Linked DNA regions of Homo sapiens: region 2 is linked to region 1. A link is a loop called in an ENCODE intact Hi-C map of the cell type or tissue named here. Cell type or tissue: mucosa of descending colon. All regions are shown on one strand.

Region 1 (4,000 bases):
CTCTACAGATACTAAAGGAAATAAACATACTTCTCGAGAAAGCTGTTTTGCCAATACGGTAACACTAAACTAAAAGAAAACAGAACTTTCTAAATCTCACCAATCCTCGTCCTCCTCCGGCTCTTGCAAGCGGGGCAGCTCTTTTTTGCACCCATCCATGTCTGTAGTGAAAGACAAAGATACACTTTCTTAAGAAAGCCAGAACTCGGCCGGGCGCAGTGGCTCACGCCTATAATCCCAGCACTTTGGGAGGCCGAGGCGGGCAGATCACAATGTCATGAGATCGAGACCATCCTGGCTAACACGGTGAAACCCTATCTCTATTAAAAATACAAAAAATTAGCCAGGCGTGGTGGCGGGCGCCTGTAGTCCCAGCTACTCGAGAGGCTGAGGCAGGAAAATGGCGTGAACCCGGGAGGCAGAGCTTGCAGTGAGCCGAGATTGTGCCACTGCACTCCAGCCTGGGCCACAGAGCTAGACTCCATCTCAAAAAAGAAAAAGAAAAAGAAAATAAAATAAAAAGAAAAAAAAAAGAAAGCCAGAACTCAAAAGCAGAGACATCTCTACATTTACATTCTGCATTTATCTTTGGGTATCTTCCCCACCTTAAAGCCGAAACTTTGCTCTGCAAAATGAAAAGGATTTAAATTTGTTTTGTTGCAAACTTTTCCCACTCAGGCCTCTACCACCCCAATCTCTTCCCACCCTGCACCCGCCCCCACTTCCCACTCCCTCCACTCCCACCTCAACTTGCCAGTCTTCCACGTATCAGGGCTCGACCGCCCCCACATCCCACTGGCCCTCCACCTCCCTACAACCTTCAGTCCCCCTACTCCTGCCCCAAGGAAGTCTCCCACCTACCGGGTGTCAACCTCTCCCCCTTCCCCTACCTCTTTACTCCCCACTCTGTCAATCTTACCCAGAATAGGCTACCACCGCCCCCTCATCACCTTCTTCCTTCTGTCCAACCTCCACTGCCCCCTTACCTCCCGCCACTCTGGCTTCTCACTGGTCTTATATGAATCCGGCCACCCCCTCCACGCTTCCTATTCCTGCCTCCAGCCTCTAGCCAATCTTCGACCAAACAGGCCTTGACCCCTCCCCAACTCCTTCCTCCTATCAGGTCTGGACCCTACCCCCACCATTCTCACCTCAGTCTTCCACCAATCAGGCCTCAACCCCACCACCCTTCCCCCACACTCGCACCTCCAACCACCTCCAGCCACCTTCAACTGCTCCCAACCGGTTTTCCAAGCAGGCTTCCACTCCCCCACACTTCTATCCAACTTCTGCCCTACCCCACTCCTGTCTCCCACCACCACTCAGTCCTCAGCCAAAGAGACCTCAACCCCCACACACACACCCCTACCCACAACCACTAGCTCCCACCTCCCCCCAATGCTGCAACGGGCACCCCCACTTCTCCCCACAGCCACTGGCACCCCCACCTCCAATGCCACCACCAGCATCCTCACTTCTCCCCACGCCCACCAGCACCACCACGTGCTCCTAGGCCACTTCCACCACCACCAAGTGTTCCTACGCCGCCACCAGAACCCCCCACTTCCCTCAACGCCCCCATTGGCACCCCCACCTTCAATGCGGCCACCGGCGCCTCCACTTCTCCCCACACCGCCAGCGCTACTATGTGCTCCTATGCCACCAACGCCACCAAGTACTCCTAGGCCGCAACTGGCACCCCCACCTCCCCCCACGCTGCCACTGGCATCCCTACTTCTCCCCACCCGCCACTAGGGACACCACCTGTTCCTACACCACCACTGGGGCCCCCACCTCCCCCCAGTGCCGCAACCAGCGCCCTCACTTCTCCCCGCGCCGCCACCGGCGCCACGTATTCCTACATAGCCACTGGCGCCACCACACGCTCCTACGCCACCACCAGCGCTCCCACTTCCCCCAAGGCCGCCAATGGTGCCCCTACTTCTCCCCACACCGTCACTGGTGCTACCACATGCTCCTACACCACCACCAGCACCCCCACTTCCCCGACACTGCCACAGGCACCCCCACTTCCCCCAACGCCGCCACTGGTGCCCCTACTTCTCTCCACCCGCCACTGGCACCAACACCTCCTTCTACGCCACCACCAGGCCCCCCACTATCTGCAATGACGCCACCAGCGCCCCTTCTCCCCACGCCGCCACTGGCACTACCAGCTGCTCCTACGCCGCCACCGGCGCCCCCACCCCTCCCAATGCCGCCACTGGCGCCACCATATGTTTCCTACACCACCATGGGCGCCCCCACCTCCCCCAATGCTACCACTGGCGCCTCCACTTCTCCCCTCGCTGCCACTTCCTCTACTCCCACCTCAGGCCTACACGGGCAACCAGAGTCCAAGGTATACAGTGGTCCTGATTTTAATTAAGTCACTCAATTAGGATTAACCTCTGGACCACTTCAGCACCCATCTCAGTCCGACCAGCCGGTCACCTACCTGGTGTTGCAGCCTCTGGCGTGGCCGGCAGCAGCTCACCTCCAACTGCCCGTGGAGTGTGTGCAAAGATCCGGAGCAACTGCGATGAACAACGCCAGGCGCAGGCCCCTTTATAGTGCCCGGACCTAGGGGGCGGTAGCAGTAATTCACGTGTGCTCGCCCGCGCTCCCCTGTACCCACCTATCACAGTGGTCACAAGACAAATTTGAACTTCGCGCCTGTGAACTTGGCGCCTAGCTGTAACGCTTCCGGGATCAGGTCTGTCGCTTTCCACTCCCACGGATGTTGCTTATTTGTCCCAAAACCGCCATTTCAATACTAGAGCGTGGGCACCCGAGGCCAATTCTGCGATTAAAAGTCCCTAACAACTTTCTGATAAAGAGAAACCATGTGAAATCGTTCATAACAAACTTTTATCCTGCGAGAACTTGGATAAGCGAGCCTTGTTCCTTACTTGAATTGTCCAGACCTCTAAGTCCGTTATTGCAACCACTGGGAAAGGGCGCGGGGGGAGGGGCGGGGGCACGAGAACTGGAGCGAAGGCGCGGGAGCAGGGGCGTGGACGGGAACACCGAGGGGAGGGCGGGGCGCGGGGGGACGCGGGAGCGCAGGGGGGCGGGGGTTGCAGGGAAGGCCATCTAGACCCCTAGATAAGAGCAAGGCAGCAACTCAACAGCGCCTGGCAACGGCGAACTATGATGTTTACTTCCAGAACCCTCCAAACCCTGGAGATAAAAAAAGGTTACTTGAGGCTTTTTGGCACTCACTCCATACACACCAAGAAAAACAAACGGGGAAAACAGCGCTTTCTAGATTGTGCCAGTTTCTCCAGCGAGCATCTATATATTTCGTAATGTATGCCTTTGGGTAACAGAACACACATAAAATGTCCCTGCGTTTGATACTATTTTGTGCTAAGCATTATTCCAAGTGTCTTACGACTTAATTCATACAACACTTTAAAAAGTAGGCAACTGTTAGCACTCTCATTTTAGAGATCACACAGCTAGAAAGTGGCAGAGCTGGCCGGGCACAGTGGCTCACGCCTGTAACCCCAGCACTTTGGGAGGCTGAGGCGGGTGGATCACGAAGTCAGGAGCTTGAGACCAGCCTGGTCAACATGGTGAAACCCCGTCTCTACTAAAGATAAAAAAAAAAAAATAGCCGCGTGTGGTGGCCCGCGCCTGTAATCCCAGCTACTCGGGAGGCTGAGGCAGGAGAATCGCTGGAACCTGGGAGGCGGAGGTTGCAGTGAGCCGAGATCGTGCCATTGCACTCCAGCATGGGGACAGGGCGAGACTCCATCTCAAAAAAAAAAAAAAAAGTGGCAGAGCTGAGATTCAAACTCCAACTCTAGTTCCAAAACCTGCTCTTAAGCACCAGATTGCCTACCTAAATACAGATACTTTCTCAGTTGATAAAAAAATTGGATAAAGGGGGCTGATTACTCTCTCTCTCTACAATGAAGTTGCAAATTAACCTCTACAAGCCTCTTTATAAGAATGGGGATTACATAACTGTGCCTCAGAGGCTTGGGCAAAG
Region 2 (4,000 bases), 170 kb after region 1:
AAGTCCAAGGTACCTAAGCACGAGCCTAGCGAGGAAAAAGCCAAACCAAAGGCCAAACATCCACCTTCTAAGGTTCAGATCAGGCAAGCCCTCATAGGCTCTCCAAGTTAATAAATAACTAGGCAAGTCACAATTTTACCTCAGTTTCCTATTGGGAAGATAAGGAAACCAGACTAAAGAATTTTAAGAATCCTTCTAGTTCCAACATTCTCTTTTTTTTTTTTTTTTTTTTGAGATGTAGTTCGCTCGTTACCCAGGCTGGAGTGCAATGGCGCAATGTCAGCTCACTGCAACCTCCACCTCCCAGGTTCAAGTGATTCTCCTGCCTCAGCCTCCCAAGTAGCTGGGATTACAGAAGCCCACCACCACGCACAGCTAATTTTCGTATTTTTAGTAGAGACAGGGTCTCACCATGTTGGTCAGGCGGGTCTCGAACTCCTGACCTCAAGTGATCCACCCACCTTGGCATCCCAAAGTGCTGGGATTACAGGTGTGAGCCATCGAACCCAGCCCCAACATTCTATCTTAAATGTTAAAAGGCTAGGTTCAGAATGGAAACAAGAAATTAAAAACTGGTTTGAAAACAGAAAACAAACTAGTTTGGGCTTCCCTCAATCATTAAAGCTCATTCACCTTCTTCTTTTCCACTATAAGGGACCATGGTATCACATTTTTTCTTCTTCATTTTTTAAATTTAAAAACTGTTTTTTCAGTAATAGAGACAGGGTCTCACTATATTGCCTAAGCTGGTCTCAAACTCCTGAGCTCAAGTGATCCTCCCACCTCAGCCTCCCAAAGTGCTGGGATTATAGGCATGAGCCACCACGTCCGGCCCATCTTCCTCTTCTAATGTGTTTCAAAAAACAATGACTATTACGGATATTAGTAATTAAATCAACAAGGATGGAGGCTGGGTGTAGTGGCTCACGCCTGTAATTTCAGCACTTTGGAAGGCCCAGGCAGGCGGATTGCCTGAGCTCAGAAGTTCGAGACCAGCCTGACCAACATGGTGAAACCCCATCTCTACTAAAAATACAAAAATTAGCCTGGCGTGGCAGCACGTGCCTGTAGTACCAGCTACTTGGGAGGCTAAGGCAGGAGAATCACGTGAACCCAGGAGGCAGAGGTTGCAGTCAACTGAGATTGCACCACTGCACTCCAGCCTGGGCATATAAAATAAATCAACAAGGATGGGAAAAGGAACCCAAAACTGAAAACAAACACATAAATGACTGTAACTGTATCAAATTGATTTCTTAAATTACACACAAAAAAAGAAGTGATTCAAATATGTTTGGAAGGCCGGGCATGGTGGCTCACGCCTGTAATCCCAGCACTTTGGGAGGCCGAGGCAGGTGGATCACCTGAGGTCAGGGGTTCGAGACCAGCCTGGGTAACCTGGTGAAGCCCCGTCTCTATTAAAAATACAAAAAACTTAGCTGGGCATGGTGGCGGGCACCTGTAATCCCAGCTACTCGGGAGGCTGAGGCAAGAGAATCTCTTGAACCTGGGAGGCGGAGGTTGCAGTGAGCTGGGATTGCGCCACTGCACTCCAGCCTGGGTGACAGAGCGAGACTCTGTCTCAAAAAAAAAAAAAAAAAAAAAAAGTTTGGAATAACCTAACTATACCTCAGTGGCATGTAGTCCAAGAAAAATAAACTACAAAAACCATCTTGAACCTACTTTATGGGTTTGTTGGTGGTAGTGGTATTATTATAGTAATTCTGAAACTATTTTGTACATATCATAGGACAGAGCAAATTTCTCAATAAATATATTGATTTCTAAGTAAATACATACAGAAATTAAGTTATTTCTTGAGAATGGATACAAATATGAAATAAGGGAAGATGAGAAAAAAAGATCTATAAACTAAATTGGAGGTATCAGTATAAAGTTGTAATTTAAAATATATGTATACCAGCTGAGCGTGGTAGCTCATGTCTATAATCTCAGCACTTTGGGAGGTGGAGGCGGGCAGATCACCTGAGGTCGGGAGTTCGAGACCAGCCTGACCAACATGGAGAAACCCTGTCTCTACTAAAAATACAAAATTAGCAGGGCAAGGTGGCACGTGCCTGTAGTCCCAGTTACTCGGGAGGCTGAGGCAGGAGAACTGCTTGAACTGGGGAGGTGGAGGTTACAGTGTGCCACACTCCAGCCTGGGTGACAGAGCAAGACTCCGTCTCAAAAAGAAAAAGGAACCTGGGCTTTTGGAGAAATGGCCGACTCTAGGTATATAGGATAGGAAAATTTGAAAGAGAGCTTTTAACATCTTGTGCCAGAAGGCTGGGCGCGGTGGCTCACGCCTGTAATCCCAGCACTTTGGGAGGCCCAGGCAGGTGGATCACGAGGTCAGAAGTTCAAGACCAGCCTGGCCAACATGGTGAAAACCCATCTCTACTAAAAACACAAAAATTAGCCAGGTGTGGTGGCACAGGTCTGTAATCCCAGCTACTCGGGAGGCTGAGGCAGGAGAATCCCTTGAACCCGGGAGGCAAAGGTTTCAGTGAGCCGAGATTGCGCCACCGCACTCCAGCCTGGGCAAAGGAGGAAGACTCTGTCTCGAGAAAAAACACAAAAACATCTTGTGCCAGAAAGCAAGGAAGTTCTCAAATATTTATAGGGTCATTAAAAAAAAAAAAAAGAAAAAAAAAACACAGGATCTGGCTTGAGGGAGTCAAATTTGGGACACTATGTGAGCATCAAAATTAATTATGTTAAGGAATTATAAAACATTAAATTTCCAAAGGAAAGAATTTCAGAATCCATAGTAATACTTGGAAAGGGAGAGTAGAAAGCTCTTTTTTATAGAAAAATGTTAGCTAATGTTGAAGAAATGCTAGAATTAGAAAAATTACCATTTTGGAACCCCCACTGAAATAACTGAATAAAGCAATGGTCATCAACCGATGCTAAAACTATTAAAAGATTGTCAGGGAACAGGATATTCATCAACATGTTAATTATAAAGAAAAAACATATTTTATTATAGGATCTGAGGATCACCACTTTAACAAGATGATCAAAACAGTGGGAAAACCTGACATTATGTGCTTGCTGATATAGTACAGTAAGCATATCACCTAAATATGACATTAAATGTCTTGCCAACAACATTTAATTGGAATCTGATCAATGAGAGAACAGACAATTCCAGAATATGGAATATTTTGAGGCAATTGGCCTGGAATCTTCAAAAAATTCAATGTCATGAAAAACATAAATGGGGCTGGGTGCAGTGGCTGATGCCTGTAGTCACAGCACTTTGGGAAGCTGAGGCAGGAGGACTGCTTGAGCCCAGGAGATTGAGACCAGCCTGGGCAACATGGCAAAATCCTGTCTCTACAAAAAATACAAAAATTAGCCAGGTGTGGTACTGCACACCTGTAGTCCCAACTACTCCGGATGCTGAGGTGAGAGGATAACTTAAACCTGGGAGGCGCAGGTTGCAGTGAGCTGAGATCATGCCCCTGCACTCCAGCCTGGGTAATAGAACCAGACCCTATCTCAAAAAAAAAAGAAAGAAAAGAAAAGGAAAACATAAAAGGTAGGGAAAATCATTCTAGATTAAGAGAGATTCAAAATATATTTAATGTTTGAACTGGGATTGAATCCAGAACTGGGGACGGAAGCAATAAAAGACACTGAGACAACTAGGGAAGACTAAATGAGACCTGAATATTATATATTATTACATTAATGTTAACTTTCTTAGGAGTGAAATATGATGCCTGCAACTTAGTTCCAAATGATTTAGGAAAAAAAAGTTTTAGGTATATAAAGATGAAGCAAATGTGACAAAACGTTAACAATTAGTGAATTTAGAGGAATTATATATTATATTCTTTCAACTTTTCTGTAGGTTTTGCCATTTTCAAACTAAAAAGTTAGGGGAAAGAACTTTACAACTTCTCCATTTTATTATCTATTAAACTCTCTGAGGGCAAGACACAAGTATAAGCACAGTTTCTATGTCTCATCCATCTTTTGGGATGGT

The links. Peaks named below come from ENCODE experiments on the same cell type or tissue, not always from the same donor. Only the 100,000 strongest peaks of a DNase experiment are listed, where the experiment ranks them.
Region 2: a loop joins it to region 1, with 4 times the contacts of the local background. A loop is called at or near these places in 16 of 110 quality-filtered maps.

What each region holds. Positions count from the first base shown.
Region 1 is chrX:71,576,981-71,580,980 of GRCh38, reverse strand. GCNA (germ cell nuclear acidic peptidase) reads right to left here and starts at 2,544. Exons shown (of 13, transcript NM_052957.5): 1 at 2,459-2,544; 2 at 101-161. The coding sequence starts at 159. RefSeq lists an enhancer at 1,696-2,337. In mucosa of descending colon, no CTCF peak of the experiment used is centred here; a DNase peak (open chromatin) is centred at 2,140.
Region 2 is chrX:71,402,559-71,406,558 of GRCh38, reverse strand. All of the region lies in intron 25 of TAF1 (TATA-box binding protein associated factor 1), which reads right to left. Among named protein-coding and RNA genes, the nearest start is that of TAF1, 38 kb to the right of the region's middle. In mucosa of descending colon, no CTCF peak of the experiment used is centred here; no DNase peak of the experiment used is centred here.